Regions from separate parts of the Homo sapiens genome. Here region 1 is linked to region 2. A link is a loop called in an ENCODE intact Hi-C map of the cell type or tissue named here. Cell type or tissue: CD14-positive monocyte. All regions are shown on one strand.

What was found. A loop is a pair of places that touch in the nucleus more often than their neighbours do. Peaks named below come from ENCODE experiments on the same cell type or tissue, not always from the same donor. Only the 100,000 strongest peaks of a DNase experiment are listed, where the experiment ranks them.
Region 1: a loop joins it to region 2, with 1.9 times the contacts of the local background. A loop is called at or near these places in 3 of 110 quality-filtered maps.

Annotation. Positions count from the first base shown.
Region 1 is chr4:26,264,317-26,272,316 of GRCh38, forward strand. All of the region lies in intron 1 of LOC124900690 (a long non-coding RNA gene), which reads right to left. It also overlaps a transcript of RBPJ not described here. Among named protein-coding and RNA genes, the nearest start is that of RBPJ, 53 kb to the right of the region's middle. In CD14-positive monocyte, no CTCF peak of the experiment used is centred here; a DNase peak (open chromatin) is centred at 4,165; H3K4me3 peaks cover 539 bases; H3K27ac peaks cover 2,160 bases.
Region 2 is chr4:26,215,000-26,222,999 of GRCh38, forward strand. All of the region lies in intron 1 of LOC124900690 (a long non-coding RNA gene), which reads right to left. It also overlaps a transcript of RBPJ not described here. Among named protein-coding and RNA genes, the nearest start is that of RBPJ, 100 kb to the right of the region's middle. RefSeq lists an enhancer at 3,171-3,230. In CD14-positive monocyte, no CTCF peak of the experiment used is centred here; DNase peaks (open chromatin) are centred at 3,322 and 4,132; H3K4me3 peaks cover 2,107 bases; H3K27ac peaks cover 2,407 bases.

The sequences.
Region 1 (8,000 bases), 49 kb after region 2:
ATACTTATTAATTCATTAATCAATGAATACTTTTTAATTCAGCATATGTAGTCTGGAGCACTATGACAGCCTTCTGACTAACCTCCCTATCTCTCTTCTTTGCCTCCTACATATTGTAGCCATAGTGATCTTCGTAAACTGTCCATTTGATCCTTCCATTTTCTTTAAAATGGAGTTTCTTTCAAATTCTTCAATGGTCCTTTGTTGCCCTCACAATTTCTTATCTTGCCATGTAATTCCCTCCTGTTCATCTTTCCAGCCTTACTTCTCACCATATAGGCACATACACTCACACACACTTGCTGTCTTCCTCTCTTCCCCATCTAGCCACACTGAAACACTGGCACTCGTCCCAAAAGCACCATGCCCTTGACCTGGCTAACTGCTCATTGCTTTGAGTCTCAGCTTAGTTGTCACTTTCTTGGCCCCTCAAGATGACGTTGGTGCCCCTGCACTGTGCTCCCATAACCCTCTGCCTACCGTAGCAGGCATTTTATGGTTTGCCTTAAGTTATTGTAGAGGCAAAGAAAATTTCCTTCTCCTTTTGAAGGTTCAAGTCTCCTAAACAAACTGACAATAGACAGATTAATAGGAGAAAAGGCATACACATTTATTAATGTGCACATCACACAGGAGTCCTGCAAATATGAGACTCAAAGAAAGGACAGATGGTTGAAGTATTTATACCCTATTCATAGGGAAGAGAAAAATAGGGGTATAGGCAATTTTGAGGGGTAATAAATTATTTTCAGGTGAATTGAATGAGCCCAAAGAGCAGACAATAGTTTGTCAATAATTTTCTTTGGAAACTGAATGGGAAAAGTTACTAGAAGGTGAGGGGTGGAACTACACTGTGAACAAAGGTTGTCTTACCATGCATATAAAGTCTCTTAGATAATTTTTCCGAGCTGCCCTCTAAAGAGCGGATGAGGCTGGGCTTGGTGGCTCATGCCTACAATCCCAGCACTTTGGGAGGCTGAGGCCGGCCGATCATTTGAGGTCAGGAGATCGAGACCAGCCTGACCAACATGATGAAACCCTGTCTTTACTAAAAATACAAAAATTAGCCAGGCGTGGTAGTGGGCATCTGTAATCCCAGCTACTCGGGAGGCTGAGGCATGAGAATTGCCTGAACCCAGGAGGAAGAGATTTCAGTGGCTACTGCACTCCAGCCTGGGCCATAGAGTGAGACAGTCTCAAAAAAAGAAAAAAAAAAAAGAATAGATGAAAAGTCTATGTGGGCATGGTGATGACTTCTATTTCCTTTCATCTCTGGTAGTTAATCATTCCCGATTATTTGATGAGATTCCTAAGGAGAGAGTCTTAACACAATTCAATTTCTTTTGGAAGTTTTCCTCAATCAGATAAGGGAACTGCTAGAGAGAGCCCTTCTCTGTACTGGATGGGAAGGAAACAAAAGAAAGAAAGTTAAAAAGTTCTGGCCAGGCACGGTGGCTCACGCTTATAATCCCAGCACTTTGGGAGGCTGAGGTGGGTGGATCACGAGGTCAGGAGTTCAAGACCAGCCTGGCCAACATGGTGAAACCCCTTCTCTACTAAAAATACAAAAATTAGCCGGGCCTGGTGGCACATGCCTGTAGTCCCAGCTACTCAGGAGGCTGAGGCAGAGAACTGCCTAAAACTGGGAGGCAGAGGTTGCTTCACGATCGCACTACTTCACTCCAGCTCTGAGCAACAGAGCAAGACTGTATCTCAAAAAAAAAAAGGATCTTGGTTCCAAGGCAGTTTCTAAAGCCTTCCAATTTCCCTTAAATTCCATACTTTGGGGTATCTTTCTCTGTGCCCCAACAGTATCAGGTTCTTTTTCCCTGGCAGACTGTCCTGCCACATCCTATTCCCTGCAGTGCTCTAAACACTGGTTAGCACATAGTCTACATCCTGGAAAAGAGGCTTGTTGGATGTGTAGGGGAGAAAAAAAATATTTTCCTCACTCATCCAAAGGACAGATTAATAAGAAAAAAGCACACAGGCTTACTTAATTTATATTTTACATGACACGGGCATCTTCATAAGGAAATGAAGACCTGAAGAAATGGTTAAACTTGTGTATTTATTAATACATGCTAGGTTTGATGAATAAGTAGACTGTTATGGAGAAATAGGATTGCACAAAGGGTATAATCCAATGGTAATAAACTAGGGGAAACTTAGCAAGGCCTATTTGTTCAGATTCTTCTCTGTGGCCTTTTGTCTTATAAGATAAGGATGTTCTTTCCACTGGGTATAGGGAGGGCACTTCTTACATGGGGGTGTTATGACCTGCTTCAGGAGAAAGAAAAATTCCTCCTTGGTTTTTATGACGTGCTTTAGAAAAGAAAGGTGGGGAGTAGGGGTGAGGGTGAGTGATCTTCCTGCTGTTTTCTCAAATGTTAAGGCGCCATATTTGGGGGTAGCATGTCCTGAGCCCCATTAGGTGGATGGATGGATAGATAAATGACATTTAGGAGAGAGCTGGGTTCAAGAGCAGATATTACTGGTGGCATCTGCTAAGAAAACCTCAGTGCTAGAAACACCACAATTCCCAGGCAAAATTGTGTTAAAAGTTATTAGTGTTAGTTATGAAAAAGGCTTTCCAAATTTACTTCCATAATCTGAGTCTCTTGTCACCTTATTGCAAAAGCTCTATAGAGGTTCTTTTCTTCTCTTCTATAACATTAACTTCCAAAACACAGATAGCCTAAAAGCTTGCACTTTCTAGAGATGCAGATGATTGATAAGTTGTCTCCTCTTTATTTCAAGGTAAAGAAGAAGATGGGGTTACACAGAAGCCCAGTATTGACTTCGCCTCTTCTTCCTGGGGCTCAGTTGAGTTTGATGGATTTCAAAATTCAAGCTGTAAAATATGAGAGGACTTGATTTTCTCCAAGTCATATTTCCTTGTGTGTGCTCCAGAGTCTTAGAGTCTGGAGGGGGTGGGGCTTGGAGATGGGACAAGGCTTGACTACAGTCCAGCCTCCCAGAGTAAATGCAATTCAGCAGCCAGAATAACAGACTCCCAATTTAGGAATTTGCCATGGATGCTGCCCAAGGATCATTCCTGGGTTCCTCTGAGTATATTTGACTAACTGAAAGAGAAAAGCAACTTGTAGTCACATATAACAGTCAGGATTCTCTCATCACCAGAGCAAAAACAATAGATTTTTAAGTGTATCTTATTGCTGGAGGCAAAGAAATGAATTTAACGAGGTATTCACCTGGCAGGAAACTTCACAATTTGTGTGTATATATGTGTATAAATACACATATATACATATATATGTAATTTTTAAATTTATTTATTTATTTATTTTTTGAGATGGAGTCTCTGTCACCCAGGCTGGAGTACAGTGGCACGATCTCGGCTCACTGCACCCTCCACCTCCCAGGTTCAAGCAATTCTCCTGCCCCAACCTCTTGAGTAGCTGGGACTACAGGCACGCACCACCACACCTGGCTAATTTTTGTATTTGTAGTAGAGATGGGGTTTCACCATGTTAGCCAGGCTAGTCTTGAACTCCTGACCTCAGGTGATCCGCCCACCTCAGCCTCCCAAAGTGTTGGGATTACAGGCGTGAGCCACGGCACCCGACCCACAATTTCAATATAAGAGTAACAGCTATGTGCCGAAGTCATAAAAAAAAAGATATTCCAACTTAATTTATCTGCCCAATTACATCTAGTATTACTATAAAAATAAAAATGATTTTTTTTAAGGTATAAGCTTTTAAACCAATACTTCTATTTCAAAAATTTTAGCAAATCTAAATTTCCTAACAATTAGTCGTGTAGGATCTGTAAGTTGTTTTGATTTCTATATGAAGGGAAGAAGAAAAAGGACACCCCATGTTACGATTTAGCTTAAACTTCCCTCTTTGCTTTATATTCAACCAAGTCAGAAAACCATGTTCTTTGTTTGCCTCATTCCTTTATTTTTTTTCAAAAAAAACAAAAAACAAACAACAAAAACCAAGTGTCCTCTTTTTCTGTGTACGGTTCTGGTCCAAAGTAATCAGTATTGGAAATTGGGCTGTTTTTGCTTCATTTCTGGGGCCTGAGTCCTTCTCTCCAATACCAGGATGCCCTTAGGGAAGATACAGGGGAAATGATGTCATTCTCTTTGGTCTCTTTTCAGGCTTTGGGCTTTTTCTTCAGGCCCAACCCTTAATGAACCTGCTTTCTAATTAGCCAGCCAGGAGTACAGTGAAATGAAATGTGCATCTTCTGCTTCCCTTTTCTCTTCAATAAAAGCACACGCATTATTTGCTCCTTCAGCCAACTCAGGTGATTTCACCAGAATGTGTGCATAAATCTTCTCAGCATCATTGTCAAACAGCTGGAAGCAAACCTTTTTTTTTTTCCTCTCTCACAACTTGGAAACTAAAAAATAGAAACTGCCTTGTCTAAGGTCAAGCCTGGCTGAGGGGGGAGGGGCAGCTGCAGCAGAGGCGGGAGGAAGGGGTTCAGGTGAATATTCATCCCCCAAGTCCACTTCATCATTCACTGAGTGATGCCCTTTCTATGAAATTAGGCAAAACAAAAATCTAAATTTAGAAAATCTGTTAGAACAAATTTCATATGTTAACTTGATAAATGTATGTTTACTCCCTGGATATTTGGAATACTCTATGATTTCATAATGAACACTTTGAATTAATTTTGCTCTTTTTCTCTAATATTCGGCTTCTTTGGCTGTTCTCCTGATACACTGGCAACTGGCAAATGCATGTGCTTTAGTTTGGTGGGGATTGGAACTGAGATTGGTCACTGAGCCCCACTTCAGCTAGCTGGAAAACAGTGCTGTTGAAAGCACTTTCTCCAATTCCCTTCCCTCTGAGCCCATCACTCATTCAGGCAGCTGCTGCCCAGGCCCTCTCCTTGGCTATTATTTTATTTTATTTATTTATTTATTTAATTTATTTTTTATTATTTATTTATTTATTTATTTATTTATTTTTTTGACACAGGGTCTCGCTCCATCGTCCAGGCTAGAATACAGTGGCGGGATCTAGGCTCACTGCAACCTCTGCCTCCTGGGTTCAAGTGATTCTCCTGCCTCAGCCTCCCGAGTAGCTGATATTACAGGCATGCACCACCATGCCCAACTAATTTTTGTATTTTTAGTAGAGACAGGGTTTCACCATGTTGGCCAGGCTGGTCTCGATCTCCTGACCTCAAATGATCGGCCAGCCTCGGCCTCCCAAAGTGCTGGGATTAAAGGTGTGAGCCACCTCGCCAGGCGTCACCTTGGTTATTTTAATGTGTGGCTCTCCCTGCTGAAATGATCTGTTTTATCTACCTGCCTCCCCCACCGGACTTCACCTGCTCAAAGACAGGGACTCTGTCTCAATTCATTCTTACAGCCTCAGCCCTTTAAGCTTTAGTGGAAGCTCATTAAATGGCTTCTTGAACTAAAACTAAGGAAAAGGAGGAAGCGGTGAGCGGGTATGGGCAGAATAATTTGAGGGAAGGGAGTGAAGGGGGAGGGAGAGGGGTAGAATGACAGAGAAAAGAGTCAAAACTGGCAACCCAAATTACTTTGAGGCCAAACTAGCATTTATTTTTAGAAAGGACCCAGGCCTCAGTAAAAAGCAACACACTTAGGAAAGAGTTAATGAAACATTGTGGAAGAATCTGGCTTATAGGGTAAACTGGTGTTCCTCGCCATGGGAAATTGCTGGTATGGGGCCAGGCACGGCGGCTCAGACCTGTAATCTCAGCACTTTGGGAGGCTGAGGCAGGCGGATCACCTGAGGTAAGGAGTTCAAGACCAGTCCGGGCAACATGGCAAAACCTCACCTCTACTAACAATACAAAGCTTACCCAGGTGTGGTGGCAGTCACCTGTAATTCCAGCTACTTGGGAGGCTGAGGCAAGAGAATCGCTTGACCAGGGAGGCAGAGGTTGCAGTGAGCCAAGAAATCGTACCACTGCTCTCCAGCCTGGGCAACAGAGCAAGATTTTGTCGGAAAGGAAAGGGAAGGGAAGGGGAGGGGAGGAGGGGAGGGGAGGAGAGGGGAGGGGAGGGAGGGAGAGAGCAAGAGAAAGAAAGAAAGAAAGAAAGAAAGAAAGAAAGAAAGAAAGAAAGAAAGAAAGAAAGAAAGAAAGAAAGAAAGAAAGAAAGAAGAAAGAAAGAAAGAAAGAAAAGAAAAGGAAAGAAAGATGAAAGGAGGGAGGAAGGAAGGAAGGAAGGAAGGAGAAATCGGTAGTACACTGGTTACAATGCCAACTCCTGTCTCCACCCTGGACAACTGACTCAGAATCTTTGGGGTTGGGAACCTCCAAAAGTTTTTATTAAGTATCGCAGGCACTAGAGCTTGAAAACCATCCATGTAGTCCTTCCTAGGTGTACTTCATCCCCCTTGATCTACCCAGGTCCAGTTAGCATGGAGGGTTTTTTGGAAGGGGAGGGAGAACTTTCCCTCTACCCTCTGAAGGTTTGATAATTGAGTCTATGATGTAAACTGACAGTAGACAGCTTGACAAGAGACAAGATATACAAATTTATTACATGCACAGGGGTGTCACATGAAAGAAACATGAATAAAATCCGCCTCCCCCCCACCCTTATCCACAGTTTTGCTTTCCTCTGTCTCAGTCACCCACGGTCAACCATGGTTCGAAAATAGGTGAGTACAGTACAATAAGACATTTTGAGGAGAAAAAAACCATATTCATACAACTTTTATACAGTATATTATTCTAATTATTCTATTTTGTTATTAATTATTGTTAAATCTCTTTCTGTGCCTAATTTATTTTTTAAATTTGCTTTAGAGATGGGGTCTCACTATGTTTCCCAGGCTGGTCTCAAACTCCCAGGCTCAAGCTCTCCTCCTGGCCCAGCCTCCCAAGTAGCTGGAACTACAGATGCATGCCACCTTGCCCAGCCTAATTTATAAATTAAACTTTATCATAGGTATGCATGTATAGGAAACATCAGACTATAAGGTTTGGTGCCATCTTTGATTTCAGGCATCCACTGGAGGGCTTGAGACTTATCACCCATAGATAAGGAGGGGACTACTGTACCTCAAAACCTGGTGGATCTAGAGTCTTATATTCCCTCTTCATAAAGGAGAGGGGAGGGGAGATGTAGGTAACTCAGGAGAGATTGATTTGGGGGAAAGATGAACAGGACCTCAGAAGAATAGGTGACAGCCTGTGGCAAAGTCTGTCTGGCTATGGTGTCGAACTCCAGTCTCCTCTCCTGTGATCCCAGTTAATCTTCTCTGCTTGATGAAATTCCCCAGGAGGGGATTCATGACAACTGAGTTCTTTTTAGAGGATCCATCAGTAGGCAGATAGGGAGTTCTGAGAAAGCCTCTGCCTGCATATGCTATGTCCCAGGTGTCCTCAGTTCAAAGTAATCAGCATACCAAAGTGTCATTTTGGGGATGATATTTCCTGAATTCCTTTATCTTCATCTAAGACCTCGCCTTCTATGTGAAAGCCAGATTTATCAACTTTGAAAGACCCATGAGTCTTCAACATACAAACTATGATGTCCTTTCATTCATTCTGCACAGTGTCACTGCCACACACACACGTGCATGCACACGTGTGAGCAACCACATACAGAGACACGTGCGTGCTTGAACATGTGCACAGTGGGCACAGGTATATAGGCACATGGGTGCATACATGCTTGTACCAGCTTCCAGATTTCTGTAGGGCCAGTGCCTTGGGTCACTTGCTTTGTCTCTTAAAAATGTCTCCTGACTAGGGCAGCCTTAACCAGGACTGGGTTGGGAATATTAGGTATAAGAATCAATAGGGAAAAAAGCTTTTAGGGCAAAAATGCTTTGGATAAAATTCCAAAGGTTTAAATTTCACACCTTTGACAGAAGTCAAAGGTCTAGATAAAACCTAGATATATGCAGGAAAGAAAAAGATCTTCTAGATAAAACTGAGATATTTGCAAGAAAGAAAAAATGAAGACGTCATTTTTATTTTCTAAAACTCACTACAGGCCGGGCATTGTGGCTCACACCCATAAGCCC
Region 2 (8,000 bases):
GAAGGAAGGAAGGAGAGAAAGAAAGAAAGAAAAGAAAGAGGGAGGGAGGGAAGAGAGAGAGAAAGAAAGAGAAAAAGAGAGAAAAAAGACAGAAAGAGAAAGAAAGAAAAAGAAAGAAAGGAAAGAGAAACAAGGAAGGAAGGATGGAGGGAGGGAGAGAAGGAGGATAGGGAAGGAGGAAGGAAGGAAGGAAGGAAAAAGAGAGAGAAAGAAAGAGAAAAAGAGAGAAAAGAGAGAAAGAAAGAAAGTAAGAAAGAAAGGAAGGGAGGGAGGAAAAAGAGAGAGAAAGAAAGAGAAAAAGAGAGAGAAAAGAGAAAGAAAGAAAGAAAAAGAGAGAGAGAAAGAAAGAAAAAAAGAAGGAAGGAAGGAAGGAAGAAGGGAGGGAGGGAGAGAGGAAGGAAGGGGGGGGAAGGAAGGAAGGGAGGGAGGGAAGGGGACGACTACATCAAAGAGGGACAAAAACAACTGGAAAAGGAACAAATTTCAGGGAGAAAATCAACTCATATAAAGTTTGAAGGACTCTTACAGATGCTAAGCTATATTTGCTAAACGACTGAAATGTGCTTTTTAAATTCACAACTACCTATCTAGAAGTGAACGATTTTGCCGCAAGAATATTTCTGAGATTTCACAACACGTCCTGAGATAATAGGAGAAACACTGGAGTGTCACGAAAACAGGGTGGCAGATCACACACTCTCACGCTAGGGACCCTCCTCAAAGCAGAGAGCGACACCCATAAATTGGAGGTGCCTCTAGAAATGGCTAACCTTCAGCACCTCTCAGTTCATCTCCCCACTCCCGCCTCCCGCATCCCTCTCACCTCCTTGCCAGTCTCTGGATTGAATTTGTTCAGTGCCGGGCAGCACATTGGGGGTGAGGGGCATGGCACTGCATTGGCTTTCTAGGGCTGATGTAACAAATTATCACCAGCTGAGTGGCTTAAAACAACAGAAATTTACTCTGTCAGAGTTCTGGAGACCAGAAGTCTGAAATCACGGTGTCATCAGGGCCACCCTCCCTATCGCCAAAGACCCCGGGGGAAATTCAGTTCCTTGCCTCTTAGCTTCTAGTGGCTCCATGTGCTTTTTGGCTCATGGCTGCAAGGCTTTAATCTCTGCAGCCACCATCACATGGCCTTCTGCTCTGTGTCTCAAATCTCCCTCTGCCTTTCTCTTGGTTTTAAGGCTCACCTGGATAATCTAAGATGACTTTATCAGGATATCTTTAAGTTAATTACTCCTGCAAAGACTCTTTTTGCAAATAAGGTCACATTCCCAGGGACTAGAAGAACATATCATTTGGGAAGGGGGCCACCATTCCACCCACTACAAGTAATGAATGAGAGATTTGCTCCCTCTTCTCATGGAATAGTAACTGAGACCCAAAGGGTAAATGTGAATAAGCACAGTGAAGGACAGAGGGAAAGCTTCCAGAGATGCTGGCAGGTTTGAAAACCTTGAAGAGAAAGCATGGAACATCCGAGGATTTCCACCAAGCTAGAAATGGGGCAAGGTGAAGCCAGAGGGGTGGGGTTGGGCCAGGTCACTGAGGGCTTCCTAAGCTCTGGGGTGATGTTTGGACTTGGAGACAGTGGGGAGCTCCTAGAGGGTTTTAAATAGGGGAGGATTGAGGGCGAGCATAGTGGCTCATGCTTGTAATCCCAGCATTTTGGGAGGCTGAGGCTGAGGTCTGGGTGGATCACTTAAGCCTGGGAGTTTGCGAGCAACCTAGGCAACATGGCAAAACCCCATCTCTACAAAATAAATACAAAAATTAGCTGGGTGTGGTGGTGCACACCTGCAGTCCCGGCTACTTGGCAGGCTGAGGTGAGAGAATTGCCTGAGCCCAGGAAGTTGAGGCTACAGTGAGCCATGACTGCACCACTGCACTCCAGCCTGGGCAACAGAGTAAGACACTGTCTTAGTCAATCAGTCAAGGAGGATCATGACCAGGTGTGTCTTTGAAAAAAATTACACATGTGCTTTGTGGAGAATGGATGTGAAAGGGGAAAACTGAGGGTAGACAAGTCAGATAAGGTGCTCTTTGAGATTCTAGGCAAAACATGGAGGTGGTTTGGACTAGATGGCTGGCAGAGGTAGAGTGGAATGGGTAGGTCAGAACCACCAAATGTTACTGAACCTTGTCTCTCCCAACCAGAGATTTAATTACTCACATTGACAAAGGCAATATGTAAAGACCATGCCTTAATGTGGCCTGGTAAAACCATGTCAAAAGGGACTCAAACTTTATCAATTATTCTGAAAGGCTGCAAGATGATTTTTTAGGAGGATAAATGAAAGCTTATACTGATGGGTGCTGAACTCACCCTGAAAATGCCCCTTCCTTTTCCATTCAGCTGTGTGCTCCTGTGGCATTGAAGAGCAGCACCAGTGTCATGTGGAGGTTTTAATGGCCTCTGCTTGGAATATGTGGATGTGAGGTTGCTGCAAGTATTCTCATTCTGGTATTTTTATGGCCTGAGCTATTTTAGCCAGGAGGATGCAAGCAGACCCCGAAAGCCCAATTACGTTTCTAGAATCTGAATGCCCAGCAACTTGGAAGGTCATGAGAAGCAGCTACCCCAGGGTTCAGAACTGTGAAGCGGCCTCCTGATTTGAAGGTAGAACATTGCCTCTTGGCAGCGCTGTTTGCACTCAATATAAAACCCAAAGTGGGTGGAAATGCTGCCCAGTTGGAAAAAAACAACAAAAATGCAAACCGAGTATTTGGAATTTTTATCCAATTCCTTCCACTATGACAAAAAAACTTCTAAATTCCCTCCCAAGATCCAACCTGCTATGTAGCTGGGGCTGTCTTCAGAGTCAGACCTGGGTTTGGACAGTCCCTGCGAAACAGGTCTTTAGATCTCTGTAGCTCCTACAGGGCTTCGCAAGTGCCAGAGACATAGACGTGTTCAGTAAACACTCGTGGATAAGAAGCTCTGCGCTCAAAGGTTTTGGAAAGAGAGAGGAAAAACAAAACAGACCGGGGCATTTCCACCTTATTAAAATGCAGCAGGACCGTCTTGCTAGGAGCAATGTTGATTTTCCACGAGCCCCGCACAGGGAACAAGAAGATCCAAGTCCCACTTCACATTGTTTCTCATTGTGTGACCTTGAGCAAACCCAGGGCCACAGTTTTGTCTTTGTTCATGTGAGGATCTGGGTTGGGAGACCCTATGCGAAGGCAATCAGGGTGCCGTTATCCACCCAGCTGTCGCCGGTGGGTACGTGCAAACACAGACTCTCTGTTGTTGATGGGGAAATAATCAGAGACAGATTCTCAGTGATGTAACCAAGAGAACCGAGCAGATGACTATAAAGACAGAAGTGAAAGTCCATTCCAGAACCGTGGCCGCCTGAGGAAACTCCCCAGGAGACACCCTGATGGGCACTGAGGAGCAAAATGCATGGTCCTGCTCACATCCCATCCCCTCTACCCCCCGAAGGGTACCTAATCCCCAAAGCACTAAAGTGTGAACATTCCTACCAGGACGTACTCATGGGTCAGACAGGGTCACAGCTCTGGAGCCTGCCATTCTACTGGTTCCTAGTTGGTCCTCTTGCCACACTGTTGTTATTACTGTTGTGGCTGTGGCTGTCGCTGTTGCTGTCTGTGCCAGGCGTGCAAATCCCCAAGGGCTGGGCCTTTCTTTTCTCCTGCCATACCCCCTCGGCCTCGCCACTGTGGTCCCCAGCCTGGTCTCTGCACACAGCAGGCATTCAATAACCACTCGCTGTTTAACCCTCATCATGGCAGGAAAATAAGCCGTGGCTGGGTGCTCAGAGCCTGGAATAGCATGTATGGGGGTGGGGCAGGGAGGGCACAGAGCCACGTGGAGCCAGGGCCCTAACGAGAAACAGGCCTCAGCACTGAGGAGAAATTGATTACCCTGCCTCTCAGTACCAGGCCTTCTCTCCAGAGCTCCTGCAAGAGACACAGACCTAGGGTGGAGGCCCCAGCCTGAGCCTCTTCAGGGCTATCCAGCCCCTAGTCCCCAGCATGGAAGCTAATGAGTGTATTTATAACCCACCTTGTCCCAAAAAGAATTACAAGCATTTTTCAAAAAGGGAAGCAATACCGTAAGAGGAAGTAAATTTAGAAGAAAAAAAATGAGTCAAAGGGAAATAAGGGCAGGATTGTTTTATGGTGGAAATTCAGGTTTGGGGTCAGATGGAGGGAGAACCAGTTCTGGACCCTTCGTTATGTCACCAGAGGAAGCTCTGCCCACCAGCCTACCAGCCACGAGTCTTATTGGGGGTGGCAAGGTTACCTGGGGATGATGATGTTTGTTGTTTTCTTAACCTCAAGCATGGTGATTGTGACAAGGATCAGGGCGGAATACTTGGAAAACATGGATCAGGACAGAAATACTTTGTGAATCAAGGAAAATATGTTGGTGCTATCTCCTGTCACTGAGGAATGGGATGGTTAAGCCTCCAGGCACTGGGGTAGAGGGATAAGAGTTCAAGTTCCAGTTCTGTAGCTGACTAGCTGCTTCTAACCTTCATTATTTAACTTCTCTAAGCTTCAGCTATACAAGAACTGAGTCGAGCATCCGAAGTCCCTATGAATAAAAAGTGAACGTGAACTCTTTGTGTAGCAAAGGCTGTCATAAGCATTTCCATATCTGAACCCCTTTAATACTGTTAAAAACCCCTGAGGTAGGTGGGTGCTGATATCATCCATATTTTGCAGACAAAGAAACAGGTTAAAATGACTAAATCCAAGTCACATTAACTGGTATATGGCAGAGTCAGGTTTTTTTTGTTGTTGTTGTTGTTTTTTTTTGAGACGGAGTCTCACTCTGTCACGCAGGCTGGAGTGCAGTGGCACAATCTCGGCTCACTGCAAGCTCCACCTGCCGGGTTCATGCCATTCTCCTGCCTCAGCCTCCCAAGTAGCTGGGACCACAGGCACCCACCACCACGCCCAACTAATTTTTTTTTTTTTTGTATTTTTAGTAGAGACGGGGTTTCACTATGTTAGCCAGGATGGTCTCTATCTGGTGACCTCGTGATCAGCCCGCCTTGGCCTCCCGAAGTGCTGGGATTACAGGCGTGAGCCACCCTGCCCAGCCAGAGCCAGGGTTTAAAGCAAGGGACTCTTCTTCAGAGTTTGTGCTCTGAGCCACTACTTTACACTATGTACATGCTCAGTAAATGATAGCTACTACTATAATAGGCAGGGCTAGTTAATATGCAGATGAGCTGTAGTAATATTTAGTTGACTACCTGGAGCATAGAAATTTATATTGTACCTGCAAAGATGTATGTGTGCATTTTGAACTTGGATAGTTTCTGCCTGATTGCACCTCAAAAAGCTATTGCAATAGTCATTCTCCCTAGCAATGTCTGAGACCTAGGTTTCAAAGGCACCAAAATGTATCTTATACTGCAACATAAAATTTGTTTAATTTACCAAATACCTACTGGGCTCCTACAATGGGCCAGGCATCATTGTAGGCACTTGGGGTATATTAGTGAACAAAAAGGACAAAAATCCATGCCCGGACAGAGTTTATATGTTTGGTGGGTTTCGGTTACTTTGTTGCAAAACAGGTCTTGAACTCCGGTCACAGCATCGCTTGCCTCTCCCTGGGTCCCACTCATAAAGAATTTAGAACTGAAGGATTCAGACTGAACAATCATTCCCTGAGCTCTGAAGGGCTAAGTGTCCATTATGTCACAGAGCCTCCAAGCTCTTCTCATAGGAATACTGCTAGTATAATCATCCCTATCTCCACAGATGAGGAACCAGAGGCTCGAAGAGTTAAGGTGTTTGTTCCAGATGACCCACCCAGGGCTAAGGGACAGAGCCAGGAGCTGCGCTCCCCTGGCCTGAGGTCCAGGATTTATTTCACTGCACCGCAGTGGTGAGATCACTATGAGGAAATTCATCTGGGGCCCAAACACATATTTTGGCCCTTAATCCTATAGCATCTACTGATTGCATCATCCATTTGGAACTCAGAATATGTTTGCCCTGATTCTTATTTTTGTGTGTATACGTACTCATTAATGTATAACTAGGACAAATATTATTAAAATATTAATATCCACAATCTTCCCCTTCTTCTTAAATAGTTTTTTGTTTTGTTTTGTTTGAGACGGAGTCTCGTTCCGTCGCCCAGGCTGGAGTGCGGTGGCGCGATCTCGGCTCACTGCAACCTCCGCCTCCTGGGTTCACGCCATTCTCCTGCCTCAGCCTCCCAAGTAGCTGGGACTACAGGCGCCCGCCACCACGCCCGGCTAATTTTTTGTATTTTTAGTAGAGACGGGGTTTCACCGTGTTAGCCAGGATGGTCTCCATCTCCTGACCTCGTGATCCACCCGCCTCCGCCTCTCAAAGTGCTGGGATTACAGGCAGGAGCCACCGTGCCCGGCCTTAAATAGATCTTAAAGGGGAAGAATTCTAGTTTGCTGGGTCCATTTCTAGACTACTGTTTGTTCAGGGGAATCCTGTTAAGGGACCAACAGAGATAACTCAAGAGTGCAGAAAGGCTATAATGATCTTTGGAATATGATCTTCAGAATAAAGACCAGCATAGGTATAGAATGAGAGAGACGGCGAGACCCTTGGGCTAGATGTCTGGACAGAATGTTGAGATTTGAAAAGTGAGAGTAGGAGAGAAAGAGAGCATTTTGGAAGAAACAATACTTACAAAGAGTAGAATACTAAAAAGAGCACCCAGTTGGTTCTCAGTGTTTGCTGATTGAGTAGACGAGTATGTTCAATAGATCGGTAGGATGACCATAGTTAACAATAATCCGTTGTACATTTCAAAATAGCTAGACGAGAATAATTCAAATGTTCCTCGCATAAAGATAAATACTTAAGGCTGGGTGCGGTGACTCATGCCAGTGCAATGCTGTGTCCCCACTCCCAATGTGCGGCCCAGCGCTGAACGAATTCAATCCAGAGACTGGCAGGGCGGTGAGAGGGATGGGGGGAGGGCAGGAGTGAGGAGACGAACTGAGAGGTGCTAATGGGTAGCAATTTCTAGAGACACCTCCGGTTTATGGGTGTCACTCTCCACTTTGACGAGGGGCCCTAGAGTGTGTGATCTGCAACCTTGTTTTGATGACACTCCAGTGTGTCTCCTATCTCCTATCTCAGGACATGTTGTAAAATCTCAGAAATGTTCTTGCCTTGCAGCAAAATCGTTCACTTCTAGATAGGTAGTTGGGTATTTAAAAGCACATTTCAGGCCGGGCACGGTGGCTCATGCCTGTAATCCCAGCACTCTGGGAGGCCGAGGCATGTGGATCACCTGAGGTCAGGAGTTCGAGACCAGCCTGGCCAACATGGTGAAAATCCGTCTGTACTAAAAATACAAAAAATTAGTTGGGCGTGGTGGCGGCCGCCTATAATCCCAGCTACTCAGGAGGCTGAGGCAGGAGAATGGCTTGAACCTGGGAGGTGGAGGTTGAAGTGAGCCAAGATGGCGCCACTGCACTCTAGCTTGGGCGACAGAGTGAAACTCAATCTCAAAAAAAAAAAAAAAAAAAAGATAAATATTTAAGGTGATGAGTTTTCCAGTTATCCTGATTTGATTTTTATACATTATATAAATGTATCAAATTATCATATGTACCCTGAAAATATATATACCTATTATGTACTCTGAAATATATATATATATATATATATATACCTATTATGTATCAACAAAAGGAAAGAAAGAAAAAGAACAGATGAACAAACAAGTGAATGAATAAATGAATGGATGAATGTAAAGCTGCCATCATTATGGAGGCTACAAAAGGGGCAGAGGAAAGGAGGAGCATTTGTAAGCGGTTTTACAGTGCATAAAACATATAATCCTTTGATGTTTCCTCAATAGATTGAGTAAGAATTATACTTTAATTGGCCAGGCGTGGTGGCTCAAGCCTGTAATTCCAGCACTTTGGGAGGCCGAGGCGGGCGGATCACGAGGTCAGAAGTTCAAGACCAGCCTGACCAACGTAGTGAAACCCCGTCTCTACTAAAAATAC